2 separate regions of the Homo sapiens genome follow, and region 2 is linked to region 1. The links are chromatin loops, found by intact Hi-C in ENCODE. Cell type or tissue: HepG2. All regions are shown on one strand. Each heading gives the region's core, and the rest is flanking DNA. Links, peaks and the distances in the headings are about the cores only. Region 1 has its middle 110 kb from the start of PTP4A1. Region 2 has its middle 70 kb from the start of LGSN.

The links. A loop is a pair of places that touch in the nucleus more often than their neighbours do. Peaks named below come from ENCODE experiments on the same cell type or tissue, not always from the same donor. Only the 100,000 strongest peaks of a DNase experiment are listed, where the experiment ranks them.
Region 2: a loop joins it to region 1, with 5 times the contacts of the local background. A loop is called at or near these places in 2 of 110 quality-filtered maps.

What each region holds. Positions count from the first base shown.
Region 1 is chr6:63,452,609-63,463,660 of GRCh38, reverse strand. It overlaps a transcript of LGSN not described here. Among named protein-coding and RNA genes, the nearest start is that of PTP4A1, 110 kb to the left of the region's middle. RefSeq lists a cis regulatory region at 4,883-4,896 and enhancers at 4,817-4,961, 4,640-5,139. In HepG2, for the core only: no CTCF peak of the experiment used is centred there; a DNase peak (open chromatin) is centred at 4,850; H3K4me3 peaks cover 426 bases.
Region 2 is chr6:63,384,943-63,395,994 of GRCh38, reverse strand. It overlaps a transcript of LGSN not described here and the pseudogene LOC100133007. Among named protein-coding and RNA genes, the nearest start is that of LGSN, 70 kb to the right of the region's middle. RefSeq lists an enhancer at 6,342-6,431. In HepG2, for the core only: a CTCF peak has its summit at 1,639 (motif pointing right); a DNase peak (open chromatin) is centred at 4,274.

The DNA.
Region 1 (11,052 bases), core at 967-8,966:
GTTTCCCAAATAATATCATGCCTCATAAATATGCCAGAGTTCTTACAGAGAATCAGCAGTCACACATAACGTACAAGGCCTTGCAAGACCATAAAGTATTAAAAGCAAATAAATAAAGTATTACTTTTATATTGTAGTAAAGAGGAACTTGAACATCATATGTATTTATAACAATCTATAGGAATTTGCTTCTCAAATACGAATATTTTAGCATTCCTAGATATATGTAGCAATGTACAAGAGTGGCAGATGAGACAAAATGAGGTGACAAGATTTCTGTGGCACACCTTACTGGAGCCTCAGTTGTATTCTGCCATAAATATAAAACATTCTTTTAAATAATAATAATGAATAAAGATAATAATATCAGCATATACTTAGATAGTTCTTTATACATGTCAGGTACTATCCTAGATGCTTAACATATATTCACTCATTTAATCCTCACAACAACTCTATGAGGTAGGCACAATTTTTATGTCCCTCTGAAAGATGGGAAAACAGAGATACAGAGAGGTTAAGATATTTGCCAACGTTACACAACTAGCAGTGGAGGATCCATAATTTAAACTCAAGTGTCTAGCTTCAGTCTGTGTTTCTACCACTCATGCTGTCTCTCCTATCAGAAGAGAAAGAAATCATTACAGTAATGTTTTCCAAATATCTAGCTATTCAAGTTTTCCCTTTATAATTCTTATTTGTGAAAAAATATCCATGAAATCAATAGTTTGGTCAACTGGTCATATTTTCTCCTAAGACACACCTGAACATAAATCCATATTTATTAAAACAAGAAATGTATTTATCTGCATTCTGTTCCGGTTTATCCTATCTACCATGATCTTGGACACATTGGATTATGTAGACGAAGCAAGATTGAGATAAATAATTAAGGTATCAAATTTGAACTTATGGCAAGTACGCTGTAGAGGTAGGCCTTGTGACACTCTGGAAACACTCCTTGGTTGTTAGAGGCATGTGAGTGAAAAGTTTGAAGTAAACTTCTTAGGTAATAAGGCTTAGAGAACAAAAACCAAAATCTAGGAATATATTTGTTTTGTGCAGTGGTGCGATCTCAGCTCACTGCAACCTCTGTCTCAGTTTCAAGTGATTCTCCTGCCTCAGCCTCCCAAGTAGCTGGGACTACAGGCATGCATCACCATGTCCAACTGATTTTTTTTTGTATTTTTAGTAGAGATAGGGTTTCATCATGTTGCCCAGGCTGGTCTCGAACTCCTGACTTCAGGTGATCCACCTGCCTTGGCCTCCCAAAGTGCTGGGATTACAGGTGTGAGCCACCACATCCAGCCATATGTTTGTAAACAGTGAGTACTAGTCATGGGTTTTCCTAGTAGTTCTTATTATTTCCTGACACTAGGTATCAGATACCCGAATCAGATACAATCCTTGTTCTCAAGTATTTCACAGTCCACTGGGAAAGACAGGCCTGTAATATTCTAAAGCAGTGTGATATGTGGGTTGAGAGAAGTTTTTATAAGATGATAAGTTTATAGAGTAAGAGAGTTCAGGCTTTGCCTCGGAGAATCAGAGAACACTTATTTATGACTTTTGGAAAAGACCTGGAAGAGAAAGAATTCTGAAGCTTGCAGAAGAAACGAAGGAAAAGTCCTAGTAGTACCAGATTCTTTCCCACCCTAGAAAATAATTATTAGCCAATTGCATACAGGAGAAAAAAAATGAAGCTCAGGGGACTATACTAGTATATGCAGAATCTATGTTCATACTTAGATGATAAGAATTAGAGTTGGAGCCAGAACTGTGTTTATACTAGAATTCAAAAAGGTCTGGGCATGTCTTTTAGAGCAAGCTTCTGGTTTCCTGACATTGATGCAGTATAATATGATGTTTAGGAAGCAACACATTTGGAATACAAATTAATAGAAAGTAGAGAAGCTATAATTCAGGGCCGTGGGGTATGAAGACCAGATTGATTTGGGATCTGTCCTTTGCCAACTGTCCAATGTAGAGTAGTTAATGTAATTTCTTGATGCCTTTGTTTTTCCATCTGTAAAACTGCAGCATATCTCTTCTGGAGGTGGTCATCAGAATTAAACTAGATCATGTAAATGTAGAACACATTCTGGAAACAAGAAAGTTCACAGGAAATAACTTGTCATGTGGGAAGAAAAAGTTCACAATGTTGATGTGCAAGGGCTTGGTTTGAAGACAGTCAGCCAGTATTTGAGGGAGAAATTATCCTTTAGCTCAGGCTCCTTGGATTCAGGACTAAATCTCAGGATGAGGGAGTACAAATGGAGAACAAGAGAAAACCAAAAGAGCACAGACAAGGCTGGGCATGATGGCTTATGCCTGTAATCCCAGCACCGTGGAAGGCTGAGGTGGGTGGATCACTTGAGATCAGGATTTTGAGACCAGCATGGCCAACACGGTGAAACCCCCATCTCTACTAGTAATACAAAAATTAGCCCAGTATGGTGGTGCATGCTTGTAATCGCAGCTACTCGGGAGGCTTGAGCCCGGGAGGCAGAGGTTGCAGTGAGCTGAGATTGCACCACTGTACTCCAGCCCGGGCGACAGAGTAAGACTCCGTCTTGGGGGAAAAAACCCAAAAAACCCAGCAGCAGAGACATTTACGATACAAGATGGCATGGCAGTGGCCCCAGTAGCTACAGAAGATAGAAGCCCTCCTGAGGGACGCTTGGCCCCCTCATGCCAGACATTCAGTGTAGACTTTGATGCCTGTGGTACTATACACATTTTGATATGTGGGAGACTTCCTCAGTAGATGTTGTCTATTGGCTACTGTTTTGGGTGTCAAGGGCAACAGGAGTCATCACCTTAGTGAACTAGAACAGAAGAGAACAGCCAAAAGTATATTCAGAAGAACACACTCCTAATTTTTGGGAGGTTCAGTTTTCCACCGGGCATGCTGGGACAGAAAAGGAAAAATCCGCAAGCCTGATTGTCATTGTGATTATTATTTTTTCCCCTGGGCTGGTTTGTTCTGGGAAACATAGTTTTCACTTAAGTAATAGTAGGAGGGAAGGAACTAAGAAAATTCCTCCTAATAATAGAAATGAACAAGGAAGTGGCAAATAATATTCAGCATGGGCAAATGCAGTGGTCAGCATCCAGTTATGAATGATAGAAAGTATGATTTCAAGGTAAAAGAGTAAAGGACGTCAATTTAAATTCAAAGATAGAAATTTTCTTTTAGTTTTTCAATGTATTAATTTAGTACAAGACAAGTGAAATATTGGCTACTGTTAGGAAAGTTATTAGACTCATGAAAGAAAGCACAGTTATCTTTCACTCAGAAAACTGTGGTGTGTTTTTGGGCATCACACTCAAGGAAGACAATAAAGCTAAAAATAAGTGAATGAAGGTCAGAAGTAGAAGGGTAATAAAAGCTAGGGAATGGGGCCGGGTGTGGTGGCTCATGCCTGTAATCCCAGGACTTTGGGAGGCTGAGGCAGGTGAATCACGAGGTCAGGAGTTCGAGACCAGGCTGGCCAGCATGTTGAAACTCCGTCTCTACTAAAAATACAAAAAAAAAAAAAAAAAAAAAAAAAAAAAAAGGGAATGAAATCTTCCATTTAAGGCAGATTTGAAAGACTAGGATTTTGATGTGGAAAAGGCCCAGAAGGAGATATGAGCAAAGTTTGTTGCACAATGAAGGGTGTGGACATGGAGCACGTGAAGTTGGTCATCAAATTCCTAGGAAACTTTAGCATTATTAGGTGATCAGAAAAGGTTCTTTTTAAAATTTATTTTTATTTTTTGAGATGGAGTTTTGCTCTTGTCACCCAGGCTGGAGTGTAATGGCATGATGCACCTCCTGGGTTCAAGCGATTCTCCTTCCTCAGCCTCCTGAGTAGCTGGAATTACAGGAACCCACAACCACGCCTGGCTAATTTTTGTATTTTTAGTAGAGACAGGGTTTCATCATGTTGGTCAGGCTGTTCTCGAACTCCTGACCTCCAGTGATCTGCCTGCCTAGGCCTCCAGTAAAGCTTAAAAAAGATTACTACTGAATAAGTGAAAGGAAGTTCTACTTCAAAACATGGGCAATATACATATAGACTTCATCCTGAAAGAATGAATAGATTTGTTGGGGGCGGCGGGGGTGGGTATGGTGGCTCACACCTTTAATTCTAGCATTTTGGGAGGCGGAGGTTGGAGGATTGCTTGAGGGCAGGAGTTCAAGACCAACTTAGTCAACATAGTGAGATCCTATAATGAATAGATTGAAAATTTAAACAGAAAATTTAAAATTCAAAAAAGTACAATAATTAATTTATAATATACTTCAGTAGACATGTAAGCTTGTGGCGTATTTTCCAAAGCTTTTTGTATTAATGCATGGAAAACCATTAATATGGTCTCTCCTAGTTCATAGACAGAATTGGAGTATTCAGTTAAACGGCATAAAAAAAATCTTTTGAGAGAACCAAAATGGTTTGACATTTTACCTTCAAACCCTGATTTCTGACTTCCATTTTAGGCCAGCTTTAAGGAACAATGCCTATAATTAATGGAAACATTGTTGACATTTTGAATTATAATTGTTAATAATACAACAATAGACTTGGTCTTTCAGGTAAAATCTTATGTAAAGGAAAACACTCTAAAGCAAGTCATAAGCATCTTAGTCTGAGAGCAACTTGCTGAATAATTCTCGACATGGTATTTTCATCTATGAATAAACAAAGGGTTTCACATAGCATTATTACAAACTTTACATAATGGTAACAAAAAACTGAGCCTAATTTGTCTCTTCCAGTAAAAGTATTTGAGAAATTTTCCATTGCCCAATACCTTCCCATGATGGAAAATACACTGCATGGAAGGTATGTGTAAATATTTGATTCGTGTTTTACTGATTTCAGTGTCACAACCTAGCAATCATTAACACTTCGAAAAACATACACCTGGTTAGTTGTTTCCAAAGTACATTCTCTCTCTGAAGGCTTTTCAGACTCCTAGAATTAGAGAGGTCCCTAGCGAGAACCCAGTCTAATCTTTTAATGTCATAGGCAATGAAACCAAGACCGAGAATGTTTGGGTAACTTTCACACAGTCCTCCAACCTTAGCTGGGTCCTAGGACCGAGATCTTCAGGCTTTCAACTCAGTTCTTTTTTTAACATAAGTGCAGAATTACTGTTTACCCTTTGTTCTGAAGGAAGGTATATATAAACACGGTAACAATGTCATAGTTGTAGAAACTGAAGTGAAAAAAATCTAGAAAATTATAGGCACAGCATTTGTTTCCAACGCTAATATATATGGTCACTTTATAAAATGAAAGGCTAGCCGGGCCCGATGGCTTATGCCTGCAATTCCAGCACTTTGGGAGGCCGAGGTGGGTGGATCACCTGAGGTCGGGAATTCGAGACCAGCCTGACTAACATGGAGAGACCCCGTCTATACTAAAAATACAAAATTAGCCGGGCGTGGGGGCACATGCCTGTAATCCCAGCTACTCGGGAGGCTGAGGCAGGAGAATCGCTTGAACCCCAGAGGTGGAGGCTGCAGTGAGCTGAGATAGTGCCATTGCACTCCAGCCTGGGTAACAAGAGGGAAACTCTGTCTAAAAATAAATAAATAAATAAATAAAAATAAAAATAAATGAAATTATAATCACTGGAGAAAGAATTGTGAAAATAATAGCTTGACCTTGTGCTACTATGACATTAAATAAAGGTTTCCAACCTAGTGCCTTGTAGATGGTAAATATGTGAAAGTATTAGTTAAATCTGATTTGAATTTATTTTAATTAATTAATTAATTTATTTATTTGAAATGGAGTCTCACTTTGTAGCCCAGGCTCGAGTGCAGTGGTGCAATCTCAGCTCACTGCAACCTGTGCCTCTTGGCTTCAAGTGATTCTCCTGCCTCAGCCTCCTGAGTAACTGGGATTACAGGCACCCACTACCATGTCTGGCTAATTTTTTGTATTTTTAGGAGAGACGGGCTTTCACCACATTGGCCACGCTGGTCTTGGACTCCTGACTTCAAGTAATCTGCCTGCCTCGGCCTCCCAAAGTTCTGGAATTACAGGCGTAAGCCACCATGCCCGGCCTGATTTGAATTTAAAAACCTAAATTCCAGATAGAAAAATACCTGGATTATTGGATTGCCAGACTATATTTTAATTTAATTTATTATTTTTTGAGACAGGGTCTGGTTTTGTTGCCCAGGCTGGAGTGCAGTGGTGCAATCTTGGCTCACTGCAGCCTCCACCTCCTGGGTTAAAGTGATTCTTGTGCCTCAGCCTCCCGAGTAGCTGGGACTACAGGCATGTGCCACCACGACTGGCTAAATTTTGTATTTTTATTAGAGATGGGGTTTCACCATGTTGGCCAGGCTGGTCTCGAACTCCTGACCTCAAGTGATCCACCCGCCTCGGACTCCCAAAGTGGTGGATTACGGGTGTGAGCCACCACGCCCGGTCCAAACTATATTTTTAGAAAGTAGAAATATATCTACAAGATGACAAAATAACAGTATGAAAGAAAATCAGTCAAACCAATATTTGGTGTAGTGTGGACTAAGCAACCACTTGTTAGGCATTTAAAATATCAATGGTCTCTAAATGATGAGGGTGAGAATGAGGGGAATGCTCCAGGTGAGCAGCATTCCTTAATGAGGTCAAGCATTTTGACTTTTGAATAAGGTTGTTTTCTCCATATTAAGGTGGAGAAGCAGTACAATGAAATGGGTAGAGGTTCAGGAACTCTGAACTGTTTTGTTGGAAACTTTTGCTCAGGGTAAAGCCTACAGAATTCCTTGAGTAACTCATTCAGAGAAGCCTGCAACAATGTGCTTGGAGCCTGATCTAGTGGCAAAGAATTTCTTCCCTTCTCTGCTTTCTTCCCTTCTCTGCTTTGATGAAGGGGGTGCTATAAAATGGCTCCTAAGCCTCTTGTTCTTTGGCCAGTGCCAGAATTTTCAGTCTGTTAGGAACAGAGGCTACGTCTGGTGACAGACCCATAGCCCAAGCTCTAAGGAGCTGCTGCAGAATGAGGAGGCTCTATTGAGTATGAGGGGCAGTGTGGTATATTCCAGGGAGCACAACTTACAGGTTTACTCTCTTCTGTGACATGAACTAATAACTGTCAACCTGAACAAAAAAACTGAGGCAAACAAGAAGATCGTTTGTGTGGTGGCTCATGGCTGTAATCCCAGTACTTTGGGAGGCTGAGGGGCGCTTGAGTCTAGGAGTTTGAGACCAGTCTGGGCAACATAGGCAGACCCTCGTCTCTACCAAAAAAAAAAAAAAAGTATATATATATATATATATATATATATATATATATATATATGTATATTTCTGCCAAGTTTGAGGTCTGCAACCTGGGAGTATAGACTCAAGGTGCCCTGAAGATATGCTCCAATTAGCAGAAGTTACAAGTGAGTTTTAATTTTTTAACTTTTACTTTTTTTTTTAGATGGAGTCTCCCACTGTCCCCAGGGCTGGAGTACAGTGGCGTGATCTTGGCTCACTGCAACCTTTACCTCCCGGATTCAAGGGATTCTCCTGCCTCAGCCTCCCAGGTAGCTGGGATTACAGGTGCCCACCATCAGACCTGGCTAATTTTTTTGTATTTTTAGTAGAGACGGGGTTTCACTATGTTGGCCAGGCTGGTCCCGAACTCCTGATCTTGTGATCCACCCACCTTAGCCTCCCAAAGTGCTGGGATTACAGGCGTGAGCCACTGCACCTGGCTCTTGTTTTTAATAATCAAAAGTTAATTTTTTTTCTTTTTGAGACAGGGTCTCGCTGTGTTGCCCAGTGTGGTCTTGAACTCCTGGGCTCTAGTGATCCTCCTGCCTCAGCCTCCCAAAGTGCTGGGATGATAATCCTGAGCCACTGTGCCTCTGGGCCACAGATGAGTTTTTATTTATTTTTATTTTTATTTTGAGACGGAGTTTCACTCTTGTTGCCCAGGCTGGAGTGCAATGATGCGATCTCAGCTCACTACAACCTCTGCCTCCCGGGTTCTAGTGATTCTCCTGACTCAGCCTCCCAAGTAGCTGGGATTACAGGCACATGCCACTGTGCCCACCTAATTTTGTATTTATAGTAGAGACGGGGTTTCATCATGTTGGTCAGGCTGGTCTTGAACTCCTGACCCCAGGTGATCCATCCGCCTCGGCCTCCCAAAGTGCTAGGATTACAGGAGTGAGCCACCTCGCCCCACTCACAAATGAGTTTTTAAATGAAAAAAGAAGAGGGGATTTCTAAGTTGTTTTACGAGAATTTATATTAAAATAGCTTAAGCTATTGATTGGCTATGCATTGTTCTTTGTATCACAAATGCCAGGTACCTGAAGATAATGGGTGAGGCAGTTTGGTCAGAAACAAAATCCCTTTCAGAAATTGCCCTTGGGCATGGGTGCTGGTGTGGGAGGATAGGGAGAGTGAAGTCCCATATTCCTGTCTTTCTGAACTGGATAAAGTTTGCATGTCTCACATAGCTCAGAATGCGCTGAGCTATTTGTTTTTTCCTTGTAACTGAGATCCAGTTGGTTCTATTGGTGGGATGTTGTGGCTAACTTCCTTATAGAAAATGTAAAAACTTGGCCAGGCGTGGTGGCTCACGCCTGTAATCCCAGCACTTTGGGAGGCCAAGGTGGCTGGATCACCTGAGGTCACAAGTTCAAGACCAGCCTGGCCAACGTGGTGAAACCCTGTCTCTACCAAAAATACAAAAATTAGCCGGGCGTGGTGGCAGGTGCCTGTAATCCCAGCTACTTGGGAGGCTGAGGCAGGAGAAACACTTGAACTCAGGACGTGGAGGTTGCAGCGAGCAGAGATTGCCATTACACTCCAGCCTGGGTGACAGACAAAGACTCCGTCTCAAAAAAAAAAAAAAAAAAAGAAAAAGAAAAAAAGAAAACGTAGGGCCAGGCGCGGTGGCTCACGCCTGTAATCCCAGCACTTCGGGAGGCTGAGGCAGATGGATCACGAGGTCAAGAGTTCAAGAACAGCTTGGCCAAAATGGTGAAACCCCATCTCTACTGAAAATACAAAAATTAGCCGGGGATGGTGGCGGGCGCCTGTAATCTCAGCTACTTGGGAAGCTGAGGCAGAGAACTGCTTGAACCCGGGAGGCGGAGGTTGCAGTGAGCTGAGATCACGCCACTGCACTCCAGCCCTTGTGACAGAACAGGACTCTGTCTCAAAAAAAAAAAAAAAAAAAAGAAAATGTAAAAACTTCTAGTATAGAGCTGGCCTCAAGCCTCTTATCTGTTAACGACTAAATTACTAGTTTACTTAAGCTGAAATTAGTCAACTGGGAATCAAAAAAGAACTGGGGTTTAATATTGATGTCCATAGAAATGTGGTAAGAATTTATTTTTTCTCCAGTACCTATCCAAGGAAATTAAAAGTGTTTCAATCTGTATTTAAACTTCCCTCATGCAAAATGCTAATAGCCTTACTGTGGTCCCATAACGGTGACAGGAAAAAACACACATTATTTTGAGTATTTAATTTACATTAGATGGTAAATGAATAAAAAAGACACTAAAAATATTAAAATCTGAACATATTTGAGAAGTAGCATCAGGAGAACACTAAAAGCTCTGGAAACAGGCTGAATGGAGAGGCAGCAAGGGGCAGTATTGAATGCTCTGTATCAGTTTTCCTACATGTAAATTGGGGATAATAACTGTACCTAGTTTATTGAATTGTTTTGAGGATTAATTATAATGACGGCCGGGCGCGGTGGCTCACGCCTGTAATCCTAGCACTTTGGGAGGCCGAGGCAGGTGGATCACGAGGTCAGGAGACCGAGACCATCTTGGCTGACACAGTGAAACCCTGTCTCTACTAAACAAAATACAAAAAATTAGCCGGGCGTGGTGGCGGGCGCCTGTAGTTCCAGCTACTTGGGAGGCTGAGGCAGGAGAATGGTGTGAACCCGGGAGGCGGAGCTTGCAGTGAGCCGAGATCCCGCCACTGCACTCCAGCCTGGGCAACAGAGCGAGACTCTGTCTCAAAAAAAGAAAAAATTATAATGACAGATGTTTGTTCAAAGTAAAAGAACAGAAAACAATATACCATGCAAACAAAAAAAAAAGCAGGGTGGTTCTATTAAAATCAGAGTTGACATTATGATAAAAAATATTACCAGGGGTAATGAAGAACATTACATTACAATAAAGGGATCAGTTGAAGAAGACCTGGCAATCCTAAGTGTATATGCACTAAAAACAGAGCTCCTAAATACCTGAAGTAAAACACTTAGAGAACTGAAAGGAGAAATATATAAATCTACAATTGTAGTTGTATATATCAACTCTTTTTTTTAGTAACTAATAGAACACATAGAGAGAAAATTAGAAAGGACATAGAAGACAACCAACATGATCTGTTTATTTATAGAAAACTCCATGTAACAGCAGCAGAGTACATATTCTTTTCAAGTGCAAATGTAACATTCACCAAGATAGACCATATTCCAGGCCATACAAATCTCATTAAACTTAACTGAATTGAGATAAAATAATACAATGTATGTTCTCTGGCCAAAAGAAAATAGAAATAGAAATTAATTACAGAAAGATATATTAAAAATCTCCAAATATTAAAAAACTAAACACTATGCTTTTAATAAAATACGAGTCAAAGAAGATACCATAGTTAAAATTATAAAATATTTTGAATGAAACCAAATGAAAACAAAACCTATTAGGATTTGTTAGTGTGACCCAAACAGCACTTGGTTGGAAAGTTATAACATTAAATGCATATATTCAAAAAGAAGAAAGTTCTCACATTAATGATCCAAGCTTCAATCTTAACATACTAGAAAAAAAGGGGCAAATTAAGGCTAAAGTAGGCATAAAGAAGAAAGTAATAAAAATAAGAGATGAAATCAATAAGATAGAAAGCAGAAAAAAGAAGAAAAAAAATGGAATGCAACACTACTTCTTTGCAAAGATCAATACAACTGATAAACTTGTAGCCAGACTGACAGAAAAGAGAGAGACAGAGAGAGAGAGAGAGAGAGAGAAAGATAACATACCAATATTAGGAATAAAATCGGGGACATCATTAC
Region 2 (11,052 bases), core at 1,203-9,202, 68 kb after region 1:
CATCTCTCCATTTCAGTCCTCAACAGCTCCTGCAGACCCAAGTAGCGGAGGGGACCCCGAACACTCTCCTCTCACAGAGTCCCTAATCCTTTATCTTTCCCCTCCCTACAAGGCAGCCAAACATTCTAGAGCCCAGGAAAGCCCCAGTTCCAGGCTCTCCACAGTGCCCACCCAGCCCAGCCCTCCAGAAAGCCCCCAAATTCCAGCCCCCACAAAGTCCAACTTTGATATTGTCCAGATAGTCCAGCCTCTTGATCCTTCCCCAGACCCTAGTTCTCCAGAGAATCCCAGAGCCCAGCCTCGCAAAGTCCTGCTAGCAGAGCACACTCACCTCCAGTCACTGGAAGAATTGGGAGGCCTGAATTCCATCACCCACCAGCAACCAGCAGGAGCCCCAGGCCAGGAGCCAGCCCAGAGTGGCTGATCTTAAGTGCTTTGACGGTTAAGGATCAAGGGTCGGGAGGAGACTCCTGTCCTTCAATAAAGCCACAAGAGCCAGAAGCTGGTTTTTCCTGGTGAATTTCTCTAAGGCCCTCTCTCTGGAGGGGAACACAACCTACCCACCTCTCACCCTCCAAGGGCAGCCTCTTTAACTGGATTCTAGAAGGGAGTTCCAGGAAGCCCCCCAATACCCTAGGATCCTTACAACCTTGCAGTTCCTCTGCATTTGTGTCTTCCGTCTTGGCTAATGCCTCCAACAGCTCAAAACAAGCAAACTTTATTATACTTCACTATTAATTTTATATAAGTATATAAAAAGTTAACAGCCCTGCCCTCCCTTGTCCTCAGGAGCAGTCTTTGAAACAGCTTCTTCCATGCTATTCTTAAGAACTGGGTGGATCTGACTGCCCAGAGAGGGCTCTACCTTTCCCCAAGGTCACACAGCCATGAAGTGGGACAAATTGAGGAGAGGGGAACTAGATGGGCAGGCAGCCCCACACTTTCTTCTTGGAGTCCTGAGGGACCCAGGCCTCAAGTGCATGGAGAACTGAAAGAAAGGAGAGGGAGTTGTCAGGCCTGCAGTGCACACAGAGGGAAGAAGGTTCCACAAGCGAGGAGGTGGATCCCCAGCCCTGAAACCCTCAGCTGTAGGCACAGACGACCGCCTGACAGGCGGACGCCCCCCAGGCCCTCCTGCAAGTCTTCCTGAGCTGTCAGAGGCCGTGGCAGCTGCTGTATACAGCAAGCCAGCACCCGGCAGTCCTGGGCAGGGGCAGTGGCTGCATTGGGCCCCAGTGTTACCGGAAAGGGGTCCTGATCCAGACCCCAAGAGAGGGTTCTTGGATCTCGTGCAAAAAAGAATTCGAGGTAAATCCATTGAGTAAAGTGAAAGCGAGTTTATTAAGAAAGTAAAGGAATAAAGAATGGTTACGCCAAAGGCAGAGCAGCCCCTAGGGCTGGTGGTTATTTTTACGGTTATTTCTTGATTATTTGCTAAACAAGGGGTGGATTATTCATGAGTTTTCCAGGAAAGGGATGGGCAATACCCCTGGAACTGAGGGTTCCTCCCCCTTTTAAACCATACAGAGTAACTTCCTGACATTTGTAAACCATCATGATGCTAGTGGGAGTGTCTTTTAGCATGCCAATGCATTATAATTGCATCATAACTAGCATATCATGAGCAGTGAGGACCTCCAGAGGTCACTTTCATCTCCATCTTGGTTTAGTGGGTTTTGACCAGCTTCTTTACTGCAACCTGTTTTCTTATTAATTATTATTGTTATTATTGAGACAGAGTCTCGCTCTGTTGCCCAGGCTGGAGTGCAGTGGCGTGATCTCGGCTCACTGCAACCTCTGCCTCCTGGTTTCAAGTGATTCTCTTGCCTCAGCCTCCTGAGTAGCTGGGATTACAGTCGCCCACCACGCCCAGCTAATTTTTGTATTTTTAGTGGAGACAGGTTTCGCCATGTTGGCCAGGCTGGTCTCAAACTCCTGACCTCAGGTGATCCGCCCACCTCGGCCTCCCAAAGTGCTGGGATTACAGGTGTGAGCCACCGCGCCCAGTTGCAACCTGTTTTATTAGCAAAGCCTTTGTGACCTGTATCTTTTGCAGACCTCCTATCTCATCCTGTCACTTAGAATACCTAACCTCGTGGGAATGCAGCCCAGTAGATCTCAGCTTCATTTTGAAGTGGCTACATTGTCTGGGGTATATACCTGGGATTTGTTGTCTGGCGCCAGGAAAATTTAGGACACAGACACACATGAGGAGTTTAAGAGCGAAGGTTTAATAGGCAGAAGAAAAGAAAGTAAAACAGCTCTGCCTCTTGAGAGAGAGGGGACTTCTGAGAAGAAAGACCTGCCAGCAGTGGATGGGCCAGATTTTATAGTCAGGTTTGAGGAGGCAGTGTTTGATTTACATAGGGCTCACAAATTGGTTCGATCAGGTATGATGTTTTCATAGTGCTTGTGGTAAGACTGGTTGCCCCACCCTAATCTTATTGTGCAAATGGGCTTTCCAGTTAACCAGCGCCATCTTGTCTGCTCCTTACTGTACAGAAGAAGGGAAGATGGGCCAGGCGCGGTGGCTCACGCCTGTAATCCTAGCACTTTGGGAGGCTGAGGTGGGTAGATCACTTGAGGTCAGGAGTTCGAGACCAGCCTGACCAACATGGTGAAACCCTGTCTCTACTAAAAATACAAAAAAATTAGCCGGGCTTTGTGGCACACACCTGTAATCTCACCTACAGGTTGGGGAGGAGAGGCTGAGGCAGGAGAATAGCTTGAACCCAGGAGATAGAGGTTGCAGTGTGCCAAGATCCAGCTATTGCACTCCAGCCTGGGCGACAGAGTGAGACTCCATCTTGGCTGGGCGCGGTGGCTCAGCCTGTAATCCTAGCACTTTGGGAGGCCGAGGTGGGTGTATCACGAGGTCAGGAGATCGAGACCATCCTGGCTAATGCGGTGAAACCCCGTCTCTACTAAAAATACAAAAAAATTAGCCGGGCGTGGTGGTGGGCGCCTGTAGTCCCAGCTACTCGGGAGGCTGAGGTAGGAGAATGGCGTGAACCCGGGAGGCGGAGCTTGCAGTGAGCAGAGATTGCGCCACTGCACTCCAGCCTGGGCGACAGAGCAAGACTCCATATCAAAAAAAAAAAAAAAAAAAAAAAGAAGAAGAAGATGGAGCCACCATCTTGAACATGATTGGCACAACTGCCAATCAATGTCTGCAGCTCGGTTTTACAGACTGCTCTTCATTAGAAAGAAAAATAATTTGGGGTTGCTTTTCATTAAAAGGAAAACCTTACCGAGGACTTCCATATCCTCATTATCTGCCTAAGTAATTTCTTCTTAATTCCTTTATCAATTTTACCCAGCCCCTATTCAAGATGGAGTCACTCTGGTTCAAAGGCCTCTAACACCAGCGTTCAGATGAGCTGCTACTCCTCCGGAGGCAATTTGAAGTTGAGGGTCTGTGGCGCATGGGCACCCACCTGTTCCTGGCTGCTGGGTAGGTAGGTTTCCGCCTCCATCTATGCTTCTCCTGAAGCTTCTGCACCAGTAGTTCCAGTCCCACAGCCAGGAGTAGGGTGGCCAGGATGGATTAGTCCACATGATAGCAGTGATGCCCCCTGAGACAGGGTCCCTTTGGAGCTGGAGCTGGTGGGCATGATAGTGCTGCTCTCATTTACAGAAGGGGCCCCTGCTGTGGAGGTTTGTCTCAAGGCTGGGCCTAAGCAGGCCTGCAGCAGAGGCAGGCCCAGGGCCAGGAGCAGCCCTAGGCCAGGGTTTGCCATGGGCTGGGTGTCTGGTTGGCAGCACTGAGGAAGGGGCTTCTAGCACTGCGCCCCTCCTACTTCATATCAGTACATGAGTACCTGAGAGGCACCTGGCCTGGGCGTCTTTGACCTCTCTCAGATTTCTGGTCCATGCCCCTCCTCTTTTATAATCTTATGGGACCACTGTTTTATATGTGGTCCATTGTTGACCAGAATGTTTTTATACAGTACATGACTATAATTACTTGGAATTTTGGGGTGGAGGATGAAACCAGTGTTGTTGTTTTGTAATTTTTAAAAATAAACTTTCATATCATTGATTCCTTAAAAGAAGACTTATACTGGAGAGGAGACCAAGTTGCTCTGTGCGTCAACCCATGCTCATTGTCCTTCCATGTCCAAAGACCTCTTCTATGAAAGACAGCTGAGTGTTTCTCTGCTCCTAGGGCCCTTATGCTTTACATCATGTGACTTCTGCTTTTCTGGACCAGCAATGACTTAGTTCAAGGATTAACCTTTGAGACAGAGATAGCTAAAAGCCTCGCTATCAGCCCATGAAGTGTAACTGAACTCTGCCCAGCAAGAATGGTCAATATTGGATGTTGACTAACCGTAAAGCAGATCTCCCTTGGGAATTTGGAGGGAAACTTAAGTGAGCAGGAACTAGAGACACATTGAGGCTTCAGAAATCACAAGACAGTAAAAGCTAACACAGACCTTGAGGTGGAGAGAAGGCAAGTGGAGAGAACAGTGTTGGAGGATACAGAGGTACAAGCAGAGACTGAAATCAACCCACTTACAAGTTGGGAATCCTTGTCAGAAAAAGCAACAGAAGTTTACAGATGCATGGATCTTTGCAGATGTTGCTGTTGAGTGTAAGAGCTGCTATCAGTCCTCTACATTGTGTATTCTGAATGAGCTACAGTTCCAGCTGCTGGCTGAGTAGTTGCTAAGACACAACCTCTTGGTTCTTACTTCCCTTCCATATCTTTAGACCTACACCAACTAAGATAACTTGAAAATGTCATGTTTTTCTCAAACCCAAATAGGATTGACTGCTAAGGACATTTATACATTGCAAATAAATTATTTAATAGCAAATTTGTCTCCATTATCATATTTTTTAAAAACGAGATTTTAAATAATGCTAAATGAGTCTTACCTGTGTACATATTCTATTAGAGCTATTTGAGATCTGATAATACTTAGTAATTCTATTTGTCTATTTAACAGAAGCAATCAATTTATTTCAGATTACCTTTTATCCAAAGAGAAGGTAAAAGTATGCATCCTTTCCAATGGAACTTGTTATAATTCAAATAATTGAAAGTGAATGGAGAGAGATAAGAAAGTTAAGGATATTATCTGAACTAATTCAATTCCAATTTTCTTTTCTTTTTTTTTTTTTTTTTTGAGATGGAGTCTTGCTCTGTCGCCCAGGCTGGAGTGCAGTGGCGTGATCTCGGCTCACTGCAGGCTCCGTCCCCCGGGGTTCACGCCATTCTCCTGCCTCAGCCTCCCGAGTAGCTGGGACTACAGGCACCCGCCACCTCGCCCGGCTACTTTTTTTTTGTATTTTTAGTAGAGACGGGGTTTCACCGTGTTAGCCAGGATGGTCTCGATCTCCTGACCTCGTGATCCGCCCGCCTCGGCCTCCCAAAGTGCTGGGATTACAGGCGTGAGCCACCGCGCCTGGCCGATTCCAATTTTCAATAAAACAAATTCAATTCCTGTGTAACAATCTCCTCCCTGTTGATAAAAAAAAATCTGACAATGAAGTGGTGAATTTGGCAATAGGTCATGCATTCTAAGAAAATAATAGTTGATCAAAATTTGTGGAATCCGGCTGGCACAATGGCTCAAACCTGTAATCCCAGCACTTTGGGAGGCCAAGGCAGGTGGATCACCTGAGGTTAGGAGTTTGAGACCAGCCTGGCCAACATGGTGAAAACCCATCTCTACTAACGATACAAAAATTAGCCAGTAGTGGTGGTGCATGTCTTTAATCCCAGCTACTTGGGAGGCTGAGGCACAAGAATCGCTTGACCCTGGAAGAAGGAGGTTGCAGTGAGACAAGATTGCGCCACTGCACTCCAGCCTGGGTGACAGAGCGAGACTCTGCCTCAAAAAAAAAAAAAAAAAAAAAAAAAAAAAGAAAGAAAGAAAGAAAGTGTCCAAATACTTCAGCTGTAGAATTATTCTTTATACAGTTTCTGAGACCATTAGAGTCTTTTCTCTTCATTTTCTACATCTCCCTACTTAGCATTCACAAAAGGTGTGTTTTCTTTAGGCTTAGATTAGACCTAGAAAATTTTCTCTCACCATTTTTTTTTGTGGGGGATGGGGGAGGAAGAGAAAAAGGAGATAAACTTTGAAGCATGTACATTAATGCACTTAATGTCTGGAGCACAATGACTAAATTATTTTTAGTGTAAAAAATAATTTAAAATGACTGCATTTTATGATCTCTATTTCTGTATGCACTACCTTTGAATTTCTGTATTGGAATAATAGTACTGATATGATCGTCTCCATTAGTAGATTCATGAACTATCATGGTTTGGTTTACTCACTGGCTTACATACTTAATATTGAAATGCAACCATGTAGCAGTTTCACAGCACAGAGTGGCAACCAAGAGTTTTGTATACAGATAAGATTTAAGTGAAACTACACAGGACCATTGTTCAAAACAGAAGCCATGCTTTCCTTAAGGTTAAACACAGTTCCTTCAAATTTTTCTCTTTTGTTCTCTTCTTCTGTTATCAGATTGTGCTAGATTTTGCAATGGGGTCAAGGGTAGATGCAGAAGAAGACGGTGGGATTGTTTTGCCAAAATAAGACTGACATGTTCTAGACTGAGTGTAGTTTCTATTACTTGTTTAAGAATGAACACATAGAAACACAAGAAGATACAAAATGAATCAGGCTCAATATCCTTTCCTCTCTATCTGAAAATGTAAGGTAAGCTTCTTTTCTATTGTTAGTAAGAAAATATGAGAGTAGAAAATAGGTTTCACATTTTTTGATTTGTTCTTATATTAATAGATCTATTATTTATCATAGCTTTTTCACTTTCTGTGTGACTCTGAGCAATTTACTTACTCTTTCTGTGATTCAGTTTCCTCCTTTCCAAAGTGGAGACAATAATGTTCAGTTTACTTACACGTAGGGGTGGCCATAAGGATTAAATGAATGAATACTTATAAGGGTTAGCTCTTTTCTTCTTTTCCCTTCCCTTTTTGTCTTCCTCATCCTATTTGTATTTCATCCTTGTAGACTAGGAGTTACTACTTTCTGTGCATTCTGCTTAAATATATGCATCCTAAGATGATTTTTGAGTGACTGTACATGGTTTGTGCCAAGTATAAGAATGTCTTCTATTCTGCTTTCAACTCACTGCCTGCTTATCAATACTCTGATGGCCTTTTTGTCTATTAGAACCACATTAGACTGACAACAAGTTCTCTGTCTTGTTTTTCCAAATGGCCCTCGAAGCCAGTTATCCCTTGGCCATTATTTACGTTATTTCTAGCTTTAGGACCTCTATTATTTTTCCAGGGCTGCTGTAACAAAATACCACAGACTGGGTGGCTCAAACAATAGAAATTTATTTCTTCACAGTTCTGGAGCCTAGAAGTCCAAGATGAAGGTGTTGGCAGGGTTGGTTTCTTCTGAGGCCTCTCTCCTTGGCTTGTCAATGGCCGTCTTCTCCCTGGCTTCACATCATTTTCCCTCTGTGCACCTGTGTTCAGATTTCCTCTTCTTACAGGGACATCAGTCATATCAGATTAGGGCTCACCCTAACTGGCCTCATTTTAACTTAGTTACCTCCTTAAAGATGCTATCTCTAAATATGGTCACACTCTGAAGTACTGAGGATTAGAACTTCAGCATGTGAATCTTCAGGAAACACAATTTAGCCCATAATAGGACCTCACTTTTCTCATCAAGAAGCTGGTATCTTAAATTTCTGTCCAACTGCCTACCTTGTGAAATTTCCTAAACTTTTTCCTTATCTTCATAATTCACCACTGGTAAGTCATTTTTAAATTACGAAATGATACTCCATAGTCATCTTCTGTTTCAAAAATTATTGCTGGGCATGGTGGCTACAGGCATGAATCCTAGCACATTGGGAGGCCAAAGCAGGTAGGTCACCTGAGGTCAGGAGTTCGAGACCAGCCTGCCTAACATGGTGAAACCGCATCTCTACTAAAAAAAAAAAAAAACAAAAAAATTAGCTGGGCATGATGGTGGGCACCTGTTATCCCAGCTATTCGGGAGGCTGAGGAAGGAGAATCACTTGAGCCTGGGAGGCGGAGGTTGCAGTGAGCCAAGATTGTGCCACTGCACTCCAGCCTGGGTGACAGAGCAAGACTCTGACTCAAAATCAATAAATCAATCAATAAATAAATAGCCAGGCGAGATGTGGTGGTATGCCTGTAGATCTAGCTACTCAGGACGCTGAGGTCGGAGGATGGCTTGAGCCTGGGAGACTGAGGCTGCAATGATCATGAGCTATGATCATGCCACTGCAGTGGGACCCTGGCTCAAAAAAAAAAAAATTATTGATCAAAGTTAATCTCAGTACTGATCTCTGTGACATCTCTCCCATTGCATGGATTCCTCTAAAATTCAGGCTCTAACTTTTTGTACTAATATATATTTTTAATCCATGATAAAATATTTTCTGTGAATACAGTTGTCCCTCAGTATCTGTGGGGGGTTAGTTCCAGGACCTCTGGAGCACATCAAAATCTGCAGTGGCTCAAGTATCTGATAAAGTATTTGCATGTAACCTATGCATATGCTTCTATATACTTTATATAATCTCTTAAATCATTATAATACCTAATACAACAAAGATATATAATATGTAAATTATGTAAATAGTTGTTATACTCTGTCGTTTTAGGAATATTACAAGAAAAAATGCATCGTTATGTATTCAGTACCGATGCATTTTTCTTTTCCTGAATATTTTTGATCTATGGTTGGTTGAATTCATGGAAGAGGAACACATGGATACAGAGGGCTGCTAATTGTATAATCCAATAGTGAGTGATTCACCTTTAAGATAATCTTTGGTTCGAAGGTCTGAATTTAAAGTCTTTGCACTTTACCTTTGCTCGTTTTCCTTATTTATCTATTTTTCTTTTATTTTTTTTTGAGACGGAGTCTTGCTCTGTTGCCCAGGCTGGAGCACGGTGGTGTGATCTCAGCTCACTGCAACCTCCACCTCCTGGGCTCAAGCAATTCTCCTGCCTCAGCCTCCTGAGTTGCTGGGATTACAGGTGCACGCCACCATGTCTGGCTGATTTTTGTATTTTTAATAGAGACGAGGTTTCACCATATTGGTCAGGCTGGTCTTGAGCTCCTGTCCTCAGGTGATCCATACCAGCCTTGGCCTCCCAAAGTATTGAGATTACAGGCATGAGTCACCATGCCCGCCCCTTATTTATTAATTTACCTCTTCAAAGAATGCTACTAGACGACTATAATATCCCCTTACAGAAACCATATTACTCTTTTCCCAGTAGATTACCCTCTCTAAATATTTATTGAGTCAGGGAAAGGAACATGGGTTCTTTTGTTGAACTTCAATGTTGAGTGTATAGTCAAGGTATTGTATAGTTCCAAGACCATTAAAATGAATTATTAGATACAAAGCATTTTCAAGAATGACATTTAGGTTAACTGGTTATGACTAGGAATACAGAAATCAATACCTGACGAAAAGTGATGCAAAAATCAGGAAATGAGATTGGAAATATGAAAGACAGGTTACCAAAATAGGATCAGAGAATCAGATAAGGAGAATTAGCCAGAAACAAACAAACAAGTAAGCAATAATAATAATAATAATAGTAAAATAAAAATTAAAAAGCCCCAAAACTCTGAAAGTCAATGATATTCTCAATGGCTGGATCAAGGTCAATGTATTTGTAGCTGAGCTACAGAAAGTAAAATGTTTACCTGGTGGCATGTCTTATCCCACTGAATTTTGGATTATAGATTAAGCTCTATGTATTCATCCTATCTATATTCACAAAGGGGTCCCTCTCTTGCTTATAAAGTCTCTATCAAACTTCCAAGTAGGGAGGTAAGACTCTACAATTACAAAATCCTTTTAATATTTTATAAATCCTTAAATCTCTGGCAATTTATAAAGTTAATGAGAAATTGTATGTATTTCTACATTTTCACCTTATAATTTTTTAAAACTGTTAAGTGAATACTATCTGGTCCCAATATATTAACATCAAATTTATTAATTGGGTAGAATAATGAATAATGGAATTAGTAAAGTAGTTGGTGTCAGGAAATTGGGTCTGAGGTCTCAGACTTTTTGCCTATGTGATATTGGGTATCGGTCCTTCAGGAATTTGCCATTACTTATAAACAGAGCATAACACAGATATATGTATTGGGTTGACCATGTCAACTAAAAGATAGGTTATTAGCTTATCTTTCTGAATTTGCCTACATTTTGGAACTGACTTTGGACTTCATTTAAGTGGATAGATCCAAGATTGTAATTCCCACCTAAGAGAAACTAAGCAAGTTTATAGGGGACAATTGAGAGTCTAATGCTTAGAAAACTATGGATAAGTTAGACATAAGTTAAAAACTCTGTGACGGGTTGGAGGCAAAACTTAAGAGCCAAGAGTATAGAGTTGGAAATGGAAGAAGACTAAGAACTGATGAGTAATAAAGGAGTAAAGTCTAGAGCAACTGCTGAAACAGCCTTAGCTTGTCAATAGCTAAACTTTATCCAATTGATTGTATCAATAGGATGATTTTGGCTATAATTTATAGAAAACCACAGCTTAAAGAAATCAGGGAAACTTATTTTCATATAAGAGGACATTTGAAGACAGAGTGATCTAAGTTTAGTTAATTCAGTGGCTCAGCAGCATCATTAAGAAATAAGTTTTTGTTTTATGTATATTTTGGTAGATCTGCCATACTCAACATGGAAACCAGTTCTCAGATGGATTCTCTGTACAGGTGTAAGATGGCTAAAGCAATTCCCATCTTCATAATCAGATATCAAAATGTCCAGTAACAGAAAGGGTGCTTCCTTCCTTGTGTCATTATTTTAAAATTCATTTACATGTCATTTTTAAATGACTATATTAGATTTCTAGGGCTGCCATAACCAAATACCACAGGCTGAGCTTCCTAAAGAACAGAAATTTATTTTCTCATAGTCTGCAGGCTCGAAGTTCAACACCAAGATTCACAGGTTTGTTTTTTCTGAGGTCATCCTCCTTGGCTTACAGCTGGCCACATTCTCTGTGTCCCCACATAGTCTTTCCTCTGT